3 separate regions of the Homo sapiens genome follow, and all the other regions are linked to region 1. The links are chromatin contacts, found by Hi-C or POLR2A ChIA-PET in ENCODE. All regions are on one chromosome and are shown on one strand. Each heading gives the region's core, a stretch centred on a gene start or an enhancer-like site at or near the end of the contact. The rest is flanking DNA. Distances are from core to core; before and after follow the strand shown. Region 1 holds the start of IRS1 (insulin receptor substrate 1). Region 2 overlaps DOCK10 (dedicator of cytokinesis 10). Region 3 overlaps DOCK10 (dedicator of cytokinesis 10).

Region 1 (3,903 bases), core at 646-3,145:
GTCACTGTGAGTGCCGCCTCGCTTCCATTTCCAAATATCTGCTATTAATAGCCTTGCTGTAGTGGGCACGTGTGCCCACATCACCAAGCTGTCAGAGGAAAAGAAGGGAGGGCTTTCAATTCAACATGTGTACTCAAATTATAGATTAACCAGGTTTAGATGAGGCTGCATGACGACCGGGAACAGGAAGGGGAGAGGAGAAACGAGAGGCTCCCAGGCTTGGGTGGGGAGGAGCCCCTCTGCAGATGCCCAATCCCCCTAATTTACGTATCGCACACCCCTGAATGGCGCCTATGGTTCTTTTTCTCCTTCATCATCATCATCTTCTTTTTCTTTTTTTACTACGCTTTGCAACCTACCTTGGTACCCTCAACCCTTCTACCCCCACCTTCCCTCTGCAGTGCAAGGCTTGAAAAACAGGCCATCCCACCAATCAGCAGGCCTCCCCGGGAAACTCGCTCCGCCCCTCAGCCGCATTGGGCCGAGGCGCGCTCCCCCGCGGCCCGCCGGGTCCCAGCCACTGAGCATGCCCAGCGCCTCGACTGCTGAGTGCCCAGCCAGCATCCTGCAGTGCCTGGGAGCCTGAGGCCGAGGAGGGTCCCGGCGTAGTAAAGGGGCGGCAACCCCAAACGGGCCAGGCATCAAAATGAGACAGCATTAAACCGAGTGACATCTCTGTGGGTCCTTAGTGCCAGGCGAGCAAGCAGGGACAAACTGCTTGTTTATAGGTCGGCTTAAAAAATAAAAAAACTCTGGGGAGCGTTTGTTTGTGGGGAGACTGATACCGCAAGGTGACCCTGAAAGGGGCGCTTCAAGTAGACCCAGGCTGCTGATCTGGTCCACTCATGAAGTAACCATTTTCCTGTACAGTTGAGCTGGCACCATCCTTGTTTTCTCCCTGTTATCCTTGTGGTCAAGGTTAAAAACTTATAGGGTGGTTCAATGGGTGTGGGAGCTGTGTGTGAAACAAACATTTCAGCCAATATTTGCACAGTAGGGTTTTGGCCTTATGAACCCTCTGAAGGTCCCTAACAGCTTTTTAAAGTCACGGATAGACTTCGGAATATGATAAGGGACCTCTCATTTCCCCTCCCCCATGCCCTCAGCCTTAGGTGTGAGTCCCCCCGTCACACGGATGGGCAAGGGGAGCAGGAGAAAAGGTGATATTTACATTTTCTCCCTACTTGATCAGCAACTAATTCCACAGCGCCGGACGTGAGACACTTCCTGGGGATCCCTGTTCTCCTTTTGTAGTGACCATAACTGCCCCCAGTCACTGCCCTTGGGCGTCCCTCTGTTCCTTCCAGGTACCTCACGGCAGCAAATCTGGGGATCCCAAGGTGGAAGGCTGGCCCAGAAGTCCTTTAGAAAAACCTTAAAAAATACAGATCCCCTCACCATGGCCTATCGCCCTGAAGCCGAAATCTAGCTTTTAAATTTCCTGGGGGAAACAGCCTTGACTAGAAACCTCCCTCCCGTGGGTCAGTCTTACCTGATAGGTAAGAGGCAGCCCAGCTCCGGCGCCCCCGCCTCCCCCCGGCCTCCCACTCGGGGCTCTGTAGCCGCAGTGCCCCCCCGTGGCCCCCCACCCTCACTCCTGCGTCTTCCCGAGCTCGCCCCCTCCCGTTTTCCCAGACTCCCCTCGTGCTTTCGGGTAGCCACCCAAACACCCCCGCCTGCGCCCGCCGCGGGGATTCCTGCGGGCCGGGGGCGCCCCGGTTGGCGCGCGTGTAGGGAGGCGCTGCGCCGGAGCTGGCGGCCGCGCAGGGGCGCTGTCCTAGCGCTGCGCCGGGGTCGGCGCGGGCGCCGCTGCAGCACGGCTGGGGGGCGGAGAGGGGCGGGCGCGGGGCGGGCTCGGCCCGGAATGTAGAGACCCGGGCGGGAGCCTCCCGGCGGCGGCTGCCCGGCTGCCGAGCGCGGAGGCTCCGTCACGTGTTTTTCTCCTCCGAGTGAGACGGCGGCGCGGTCGGAGGGGGCCGGCGCGCAGAGCCAGACGCCGCCGCTTGTTTTGGTTGGGGCTCTCGGCAACTCTCCGAGGAGGAGGAGGAGGAGGGAGGAGGGGAGAAGTAACTGCAGCGGCAGCGCCTCCCGAGGAACAGGCGTCTTCCCCGAACCCTTCCCAAACCTCCCCCATCCCCTCTCGCCCTTGTCCCCTCCCCTCCTCCCCAGCCGCCTGGAGCGAGGGGCAGGGATGAGTCTGTCCCTCCGGCCGGTCCCCAGCTGCAGTGGCTGCCCGGTATCGTTTCGCATGGAAAAGCCACTTTCTCCACCCGCCGAGATGGGCCCGGATGGGGGCTGCAGAGGACGCGCCCGCGGGCGGCGGCAGCAGCAGCAGCAGCAGCAGCAGCAACAGCAACAGCCGCAGCGCCGCGGTCTCTGCGACTGAGCTGGTATTTGGGCGGCTGGTGGCGGCTGGGACGGTTGGGGGGTGGGAGGAGGCGAAGGAGGAGGGAGAACCCCGTGCAACGTTGGGACTTGGCAACCCGCCTCCCCCTGCCCAAGGATATTTAATTTGCCTCGGGAATCGCTGCTTCCAGAGGGGAACTCAGGAGGGAAGGCGCGCGCGCGCGCGCGCTCCTGGAGGGGCACCGCAGGGACCCCCGACTGTCGCCTCCCTGTGCCGGACTCCAGCCGGGGCGACGAGAGATGCATCTTCGCTCCTTCCTGGTGGCGGCGGCGGCTGAGAGGAGACTTGGCTCTCGGAGGATCGGGGCTGCCCTCACCCCGGACGCACTGCCTCCCCGCCGGGCGTGAAGCGCCCGAAAACTCCGGTCGGGCTCTCTCCTGGGCTCAGCAGCTGCGTCCTCCTTCAGCTGCCCCTCCCCGGCGCGGGGGGCGGCGTGGATTTCAGAGTCGGGGTTTCTGCTGCCTCCAGCCCTGTTTGCATGTGCCGGGCCGCGGCGAGGAGCCTCCGCCCCCCACCCGGTTGTTTTTCGGAGCCTCCCTCTGCTCAGCGTTGGTGGTGGCGGTGGCAGCATGGCGAGCCCTCCGGAGAGCGATGGCTTCTCGGACGTGCGCAAGGTGGGCTACCTGCGCAAACCCAAGAGCATGCACAAACGCTTCTTCGTACTGCGCGCGGCCAGCGAGGCTGGGGGCCCGGCGCGCCTCGAGTACTACGAGAACGAGAAGAAGTGGCGGCACAAGTCGAGCGCCCCCAAACGCTCGATCCCCCTTGAGAGCTGCTTCAACATCAACAAGCGGGCTGACTCCAAGAACAAGCACCTGGTGGCTCTCTACACCCGGGACGAGCACTTTGCCATCGCGGCGGACAGCGAGGCCGAGCAAGACAGCTGGTACCAGGCTCTCCTACAGCTGCACAACCGTGCTAAGGGCCACCACGACGGAGCTGCGGCCCTCGGGGCGGGAGGTGGTGGGGGCAGCTGCAGCGGCAGCTCCGGCCTTGGTGAGGCTGGGGAGGACTTGAGCTACGGTGACGTGCCCCCAGGACCCGCATTCAAAGAGGTCTGGCAAGTGATCCTGAAGCCCAAGGGCCTGGGTCAGACAAAGAACCTGATTGGTATCTACCGCCTTTGCCTGACCAGCAAGACCATCAGCTTCGTGAAGCTGAACTCGGAGGCAGCGGCCGTGGTGCTGCAGCTGATGAACATCAGGCGCTGTGGCCACTCGGAAAACTTCTTCTTCATCGAGGTGGGCCGTTCTGCCGTGACGGGGCCCGGGGAGTTCTGGATGCAGGTGGATGACTCTGTGGTGGCCCAGAACATGCACGAGACCATCCTGGAGGCCATGCGGGCCATGAGTGATGAGTTCCGCCCTCGCAGCAAGAGCCAGTCCTCGTCCAACTGCTCTAACCCCATCAGCGTCCCCCTGCGCCGGCACCATCTCAACAATCCCCCGCCCAGCCAGGTGGGGCTGACCCGCCGATCACGCACTGAGAGCATCACC
Region 2 (3,903 bases), core at 736-3,235, 1.8 Mb after region 1:
TGTGAAAACAGCCCCAAAATTATTTCCAGTGCTTTATTTACAAATCATGTCAAGGGCAATGTCATCTAGTGAGAAGGCACAGCTGTTTCCTTCTGAAGTAGAATCCAGCTGAGAGCAGGGAATGAGAGACAGTAGCATCTTTTTGGGTGCATCATCTGGACTAAATGTGGAGAAAGAGGAGCTCTGATTGAAAAATCATTTTTCTTGCCTAAGTGGTACTTGAGGTAAAAAAAAAAAAAAAAAGAAAATAATAAAGGCTTATTTTTTGGGGTCCGGTTGTAGGTTTACCTGGAAATGGCTGATACAAGTTGTTTTATTTAAAAACACACAAACATAGAAGTTTAGAGTTTTTTTAAAAAAAGCTTCAGAACAAGAAGTCCAGAAAGATTACTGTTTTTGCCTGAGGTCACTCAACCTATCAGCGATAGATGTTGAATACAGGCTTCCTGATGCCATCCAATGCTCTCCTCACTGTGAATGCAGTGAGATGCACTCTGCCTAAAAGAAAAAAAGAAATGGCTTATCATGGCAGTCTCCACTCTGTAGTTATGGGCAGTGAGAAAGAAGAAGTCAACACAAATTCAGAACTGGTTCCTGAAAATATGTTCCCTAATGCCAACCAAAGCAAGAAGGATGCCAATTTTAAATGCTGCCAAAGATCTTTTGATGCAGTCTAGGTAGCGGATCTCCTTCCCAATCTATGATACCCTTGCAAAAGAGAACAAAGTCAGATTAAATGTCTCTTTGTCAGTGTACTTTAATACCTTTCCGTGGCCTTGGAAATTTATTCAAAGGAAAAAGAGGAAGACGGGGAGAAAACAAAGTGCAATACTCTTTTCTGCTGTTCACAACATCAAATTGGTAATTATAATGTTGGTATTTGCCACATGCCAGTAGGAGATCCCGCACCGTTGAAACATAAAGAGGATACTGTTTATTGCTCTGGGAATTTACAGTCCCGCTTAGGCAGAAAAGTAACCATGAAAAGTTCTTTTTTTTTTTTAAACATATGATATTGGTTAAAACTTGGCTTTCTTAACTTCCTTGGAATTTGAGTCTTCTTTGTGGGATAAAGGGAGATGACAGAAATAGGATAATTGGAACCTTTTGTAGTTGTGCACAGAGGGGATTTAAAAATGAAATAGCCAGTGTTGCAAGACACAATGAGCACAAAGAGGTCAGTTGTGGAAGGAGTGAGTGTGCAGGGGAAGAGAGGCTGTTTAACCTAATTATCCTTATCCAAACCAAGGGGTCTTCTGGCTACTCCCTTCCTTTCTGAAGCATCCTATTCCTTTCACTGCCACTTTCGAGGTGCCCTTTTTGTGCCCGGAGCTGGTGCCCTTTTTGTGCCCGGAGCTCCTCCTCCTAATGCTCAATGCATGAGCAGCTAGGATCATCCTGCACTCATAAACCATACACTGTAGCAGCGCAGCTCAAGATGACCTCAACACAATTACTTTATAATCCAACTTACAACTGACATCCACTGAGCATTTTATTATATTCCACACATGGCGCTAAGCACTTCACCAATATTCTATTAATAAGCCTCACAACATCTAATAAAGTAGATACTGTGGTTATCTTTATTTTGCAGATAAGGAGACTCATTTCCAGAGAGGTTAGGGAAGTCACCCAGAGGTACCTGGCAAGTAAGTGTGAAGGCCAGCACAGTGGTCTTACCCACAGTGGCCAACACCACAGTCCCAATGACATGCTTTCATGCTTGAAACGTGTATCCTCATCCCCAATTCCTTGGGCCTTTGCCTAGGTGACCAGTTTGCCTCTTCTGAGATAATATTCTAAGTTATTGAAGATTATAATGGGTTTGTAGCTTTTCCAGGCAAGTGAAGCTGCATTTTAATAGAGACGTCCCAGAACAGAAACAGAAACCTAGGCTTATGCACTAATTTGAATAGTGGTGTTTTGAGACATGTAGAGAAGTGAAAGAGGGCACTGATTTGAAGGACAGTAGGTCTGAGGTTCTTCCAAGCAAGTCAGCTCGGCTTTCAAGAGGTACTAACTCTGGTCCAAAGAGAAATCTCCACCATCTGCCAGGAGATCCCTGGCTCTGGAAGCCATCATCAAGGAAATACTGGATTTGGTGGCTCACACCTGTAATCTCAGCTACCAGGAAGCTGAGGTGAGAGGATCTCTTGAAACCAGGAGTTCTAGACTAGATTGGGCAACATAGCAAGACCCCACCTCAAAAAAAATTAAAATGAAAAAAGGTGTGATGATACACATTTGTAATCCCAGCTACTCAGCAGGCTGAGGCAAGAGAGTCATTTGAGCCCAAGAGTTCAAGGTTGCAGTGAGCTATGATCACACCGCTGCACTTTAGCCTGGGTGGCAGAGTGAGACCCCATCTCCGAAAAACAAAGCCGGGGGGGGGCGGAAAGTAAAAACTAAATACTAGATTTAGACCTAGGGTTGGGGAGAGATTTTTCCCTGCCCTCCCCCAAGAAGTTTTGGCAACTTCTGAGGACCTCAGTGGCTGTCACAGATGGGCACAGCAGAGGGCGGGGAGTTTGCTACTGGTATCCATGGGTAGAGGCCAGCCAGGGATGCTACAAAACATCCTGCAATACAAGGGACACCCCCACACACAAACAACAAATGATCAGATCCAAGATGTCAATAGTGCTGAGTTTAAGAAACCCTGATTTAGACAATACCTGAGGGACATGACAAGCATGACCAGGTTTACAAATTCCAAGCACAGCCGTGGCCAGTGAAGAGGCTGGCTTTATTCCAGGGTTTTCTCCTCCATTTCCTAAACATGCGGTGTGATCCAGCTGGTTAGTTAATTCCACCTGACTGAGTATACATTAGGAAAAGAGAATATTTGATTTTATAAATGAGATCTCCGTGCAGTATAAAAATAGTTTGTGTTGGGAGGTAGTGCCACAGAGGGCACTATTATATGATTTTCTGCCTAAGAAAACTATTAGGTGAACCAGCTTCTGAGGCATTGTTTCTCAAAGTGTGGTCTGTGTAGTGTCTTTAACAGGCATCACTTCGATGCTCTTTTTTTTTTTTTTTTTTTTTTTTTCTGAGGTAGCGTCTCGCCCTGTTGCCCAGGCTGGAGCGCAGTGGTGCAATCTCGGCTCACTGCAACCTCCACCTCCGAGGTTCAAGTGATTCTCCTGCCTCAGGCTCCTGAGTACCTGGGATTACAGGTGCATGCCACCATGCCCAGCTCATTTTTGTATTTTTAGTAGAGACAGAGTTTCACCATGTTGGCCAATCTGGTCTCGAACTCCTGACTTCAAATGATCCACCCACCTTTGGCCTCCCAAAGTTCTGGGATTACAGGCATGAGCCACCGTGCCCGCCAATGGATGGTCTTTATAAAGCCAGATTACTAAACCCCCCAAATGAGAGCTACTGAGCTCCTGGTTAGGGTCAAGGAATCCACATTTTAAACAACTTATCCATGTGATTCTTACAAACACTGGAGAGTCTCTTCTCTTGGGGTTATAGTAGTAACTTTCAAAGTCCTACTATTGTCCAGGTCCCAAATCAAGTCTCAGTGCTTGTATGAAGAAATCCTGCTTCACCTTGGCCAACACAATGTTCTCCTTTGTTTTCAGATGCTGCAACCCATATTCTTCATTTGTCACTTCGTTTCTGCCTTTTGTGTTTTATGTGTACCATCATCTCCCCACATGGACTGTGTATAGTCTGTTCTAATTCTCTCTTATCATTGATTCCTGGCACTGGACAGACACGAACAATGTTTGACAGAGAGTCATTCTCATAAACTAGATTAAATACATATGGGTGCCCTTATGAGAGGTATCCAATTCTTGTTTCTCTGCTATTTCAGTTCTTCTTGTTTACCTAGTGAGGTGCAGAACACATACCCAGAGGTTAATTTGCCCTTTAATTGGGGACCTT
Region 3 (3,903 bases), core at 632-3,131, 1.8 Mb after region 1:
CTTCACATGTTGCGCCCCTCGGACCCACGCTTCTGCTTTCCTCTCCCACTGAAGGACTGGTGATTGGATTGGGCCACCTAGATAATCCAGGACAATCTCCCATCTGCAGGTCTTCCATCTTAATCATATTTGCAAAGTCCCCTTTTCCATGGAAATGAGTATATTTATAGGTTCTGTGGATTAGGGTGTGGACATCTTTGTGGGGCCTATTATAAAAATGCTCAGAAAGTGCATTAAAAGATTAAAAGGACTAACTCTTCCCGAGGCACTGCTTTCTGATCCTAAAACAAAGCGGAAGGAACTATCTTTTATAGAATACCAGAGACAGTTCTTAAATCTAACCCTCTGCTTATGTGGCTTTGATTAAGTTAATAGACCTTAGCTTTTATCCTTGTAAAATTAGTAGACACAAAATTCTTATGAGGATTGTGTTAGTCTGTTCTCCCACTGCTATAAAGAAATACCTGAGACTGGGTACTTTGTAAAGAAAAGAGGTTTAATTGGCTCACATACAGTTCCACAGGCTATACAGGAAGCATGGTGGCATCTGCTTCTGGGGAGACCTTGGGGAGCTTTTAATCATGGAGGAAGGCAAAGGGGAAGTGGGGCGTCTTACATGGCAGGAGCAGGAGAAGGAGAGAGAGGGAGGGGGCACTACACACTTTTAAACAACCATATCCCTGTGAGACTCACTATCATGACCACAGTACCAGGGCGGATGGTGTTAAACCATGAGAAACCGATCCCATGATGCAATCACTTCCCACGAGGCCCCACCTCCAACACTGGGGGTTACAATTTGATATGAGAATTGGGTGGGGACATAGATCCAAACCATCTCAAGGATCAAGTGATAACATGCTTCAGAGTTTTGAAGCTACATCCGTGTTCATTATTACAGTGGTCATCGGGCCAAGGAGAGTGCTGTCCAGTTGCCTCTGTGCTCCTGTGCCTGGGCGTGAACATCTCAGAATGATCTCACTGTGATTCAGTAGACCCTAGACTGTCACGAAAGGTGACTAGTGGGGCCTGGTCTGGGTGTGCAGGCGAGGTCTGTGTAGGGCTTTGTCTCTGACCAGGCCTCATCATTTTGTTTAGGTGAGAATACATTTCATCCATGACGGATCTCAGACCTACAAGGCTCTGTACTTCTTTCTCCATATATTCCCTAGTACTGTGTACTGAGGAGCCTGTGGGAAGAACCACGTGCTCTATGTACGGGGCCTGACAAGCTGACTATAAGTTGTGTATGGGGACTCAATCATCACTACTCTGAAAGATAGTCTGAACCATTTAACACAGGCATTTGATTCAAAAAGACATCTTTGATTCATCAATAAACAGAGATTCACTATATATCTGGTCACAGAAGAGTGGATCAAGTATTATTCAATATATTTTCAATCCATGGAACAATTTGAGGAAAAATGGGCTTTTAATGTTAGGATGTACAAGGGATCTAATCTTAGACCCCCTTCTCTCTGCCTTCCCCACAAAACCCCCCCTAGGTGATTTCACCCTTTCACACATCTCTGAGCTCTGCCCATTGATATCTCTGTCCTGAAGTTCCTCAATTACTTCAAACTCAACAGGATCCAGATCTAACACAGTTTCTTGCTTCATAAATCTGCTTTTCTTATTTCCTGAGTTGTATACCTCAGTGGATCCAGGAAATCTCAAACTAAAACCATGCTCAATTATTTCCACCCCTGGCCACTCCACATCAGTTCATGCTCCAAGTACTGGCAAGGCTACCTCCTAAATATTTCAGACAGCTCCCTGACCTTAGTGATTTATGTAAGTCACTCAGTATTTCTTCCCCAGACAGTGTTTTGCAATGTCCTTGTGGTTTCCTTCCAGCCTTCTCACTAGTTGTCTTCCTGTCTCTCCCCAGGCAACTATCCACCCTCCATTCTGCCTGCATCTTGTGAACACACAGCTTTGATCATGATATAGCCCTGCCAGAATGCTGCTAATGTTCTTGATTATTGCCCTCAGAGGATTACATCTCACTTGGTTTCAGCCTACCTTTCTGGCATCTAGCTTCACTTTCTAGTATTCTCTTTCCTCCAACCTTTGCCACACTTCAGCCACTCAAGCTTCTGGGCATTACCCAAGGATGCCACTCAGGCCCGTGCCACCAGCTACCCAGAGGACACTTCCTTTTTTCTCTTCTTGTTCGGCTCCTGCTTGCCTTTCAAGACCCAACTAATTTGCCCCTCTTCTGTTACCCTCTTCTGAGTCCACAGGCAGACTTAGTCTCTTCCTCTTCTGTATTTCCATAACACTTCTTGAATACCTTAATTAATTTTTATTGTAATTATTTAGTTATTATCTCATTGCTTCCAGACAGAGAGTTTTATAATAGCTTCATAAATGATTCTTGGTTAGATGGATGGATAGATGTATATGCATATGTATGGTTTTTAAAAAATGTTCTAACCATAACTTGTCAATTTTGAAAGGGTAATGCATTGCAAATATTGTAGTAAAAGGGGAGCAGTATGGCATTATCCTCCTTTTTTTTTAACTGAAGGGCTTTGAATATTACCTAGCCTTGGAAACAAGAGCCCAGGCATTTCGGTCCAATGCTTCTGAGAAAATGTAACAGGTTCAGGGACTTTTTAAAACTAACCATTTTAATTATTGCCTTTCATGAAATGTGATTGTGAGGAAAATTGCATTCTAGGCCCATGATTTCTTTATTTTTTAAAATGCACAACCTATCATTTCTCATTGGAATTTTTAGCTGTTGAACATTTCTACCATTTCTAAATATTTTTTTCTAGTTGTGGTGAGTCATATTAGATTGTGCATTAGATTTTTTCTGAATTATCCAGTTTGCTGAGGGAAATATGGAGACATATTAAAATGTCCCATTGCTAGCATGGAACACCTTGGATCTAGGAGTTTCGAACTCCAGTGTCCTCTTACTGCCTGGGTCAAAGGCCCAGGGACCACCTTCAAGTACCCCTTATGCAACATCTTCCTTTAAGCCACAGCCCTTTAATTTGGTCTTTCTCCTGCCTACAGGACTCCTTCACGATTCTTACTCAGAATTCTTCTCACTCGATATCTCCTCAAGAATCCTTCCCTGATCTCCACCAAAGCCCAGAGAGCTTGCATTGCACTGGGCACCTGCTTAATGTGGCAAATACTTGTTTTCTACTTTTTCTATAAATGAGTTCCTAGAACGTTTATTTACTCCTTAAAGAATACAAATAAAATTAATTTTATGAAATACACATGACCAATACCTTTGCAGACCTCCGTCAGCTTCTCCCTTTCCCAAGTTCATCCCTTCCCTGTGGTAACCATGAATCAAAATGTTTTTTTGATTTTTTTTTCTTTTTCTTTTTTTTCTTTTTGAAACAGAGTTTCATTGGTTGCTCACAGTGGAGCACAGTAGCGTGATCTCAGCTCATGCAACCTCCACCTCCCTGGTTAAAGCAATTCTTGTGCCTCAGCCTCCTGAGTAGCTGGGATTACAGGCATGTGCCACTATGCCCGGCTAAATTTTTTTTTTTTTGTATTTTTAGTAGAAATGGGGTTTTGCCATGTTGGCCAGGCTGGTCTCAAACTCCTGGCATCCGCCCACCTCGGCCTCCCAAAGTGCTGGGATTATAGGCATGAGCCACCATGCCTGGCCATGAATCAAAATGTGCTCAATGTTTGCCTGATTTTCTTTTCTTATTTTGAAAAGCATTCATATTTGTAAAACAATTGTAAAATACAGTACAAAGAATATCATATACCCTTCCTTCAGATCCCCCAAATGTTAACATTTTGCCATACTTAAAATTTAAAAATTATTCATTCTCTCTCTACACATACAAAGAATACTATTTCTTTTTAAACATCTGTGAATAAATTTTAGACATGATGCCCCTTTACTTCAAAATA

Evidence for each region. A loop is a pair of places that touch in the nucleus more often than their neighbours do. ChIA-PET counts read pairs that join two places held with the same protein, here RNA polymerase II (POLR2A). Pooled maps may share reads with other maps.
Region 2: a loop to region 1 is called in a pooled map, with 2.7 times the contacts of the local background. The contact joins the enhancer-like site here to the promoter of IRS1 in region 1. A Hi-C loop is called at or near these places in 2 of 168 maps with a recorded cell type or tissue (CD8-positive, alpha-beta T cell and naive thymus-derived CD4-positive, alpha-beta T cell) and 3 of 50 pooled maps. POLR2A ChIA-PET finds 5 or more read pairs at or near these places in 1 of 52 experiments (activated T-cell).
Region 3: a loop to region 1 is called in a map of CD8-positive, alpha-beta T cell, with 2.1 times the contacts of the local background. The contact joins the enhancer-like site here to the promoter of IRS1 in region 1. A Hi-C loop is called at or near these places in 1 of 168 maps with a recorded cell type or tissue (CD8-positive, alpha-beta T cell). POLR2A ChIA-PET finds 5 or more read pairs at or near these places in 2 of 52 experiments (activated CD4-positive, alpha-beta T cell and activated T-cell).

What each region holds. Positions count from the first base shown.
Region 1 is chr2:226,797,812-226,801,714 of GRCh38, reverse strand. IRS1 (insulin receptor substrate 1) reads left to right here and starts at 1,895. Exons shown (of 2, transcript NM_005544.3): 1 at 1,895-3,903. The coding sequence starts at 2,977. It also overlaps a transcript of RHBDD1 not described here. RefSeq lists silencers at 357-566, 1,527-1,596, 1,617-2,036, 3,027-3,076 and an enhancer at 3,807-3,903.
Region 2 is chr2:224,955,778-224,959,680 of GRCh38, reverse strand. The region is part of intron 1 of DOCK10 (dedicator of cytokinesis 10); the gene reads left to right. Among named protein-coding and RNA genes, the nearest start is that of MIR4439, 53 kb to the left of the region's middle. RefSeq lists an enhancer at 1,544-1,933. Within about 2 kb of position 1,985, at least 6 of the 41 ENCODE cell types and tissues checked have a DNase peak (open chromatin) inside an H3K27ac peak, as active enhancers do; they include CD8-positive, alpha-beta T cell, where a contact is called at or near this core.
Region 3 is chr2:225,024,354-225,028,256 of GRCh38, reverse strand. The region is part of intron 1 of DOCK10 (dedicator of cytokinesis 10); the gene reads left to right. Among named protein-coding and RNA genes, the nearest start is that of MIR4439, 16 kb to the right of the region's middle. Within about 2 kb of position 1,881, at least 5 of the 41 ENCODE cell types and tissues checked have a DNase peak (open chromatin) inside an H3K27ac peak, as active enhancers do; they include CD8-positive, alpha-beta T cell, where a contact is called at or near this core.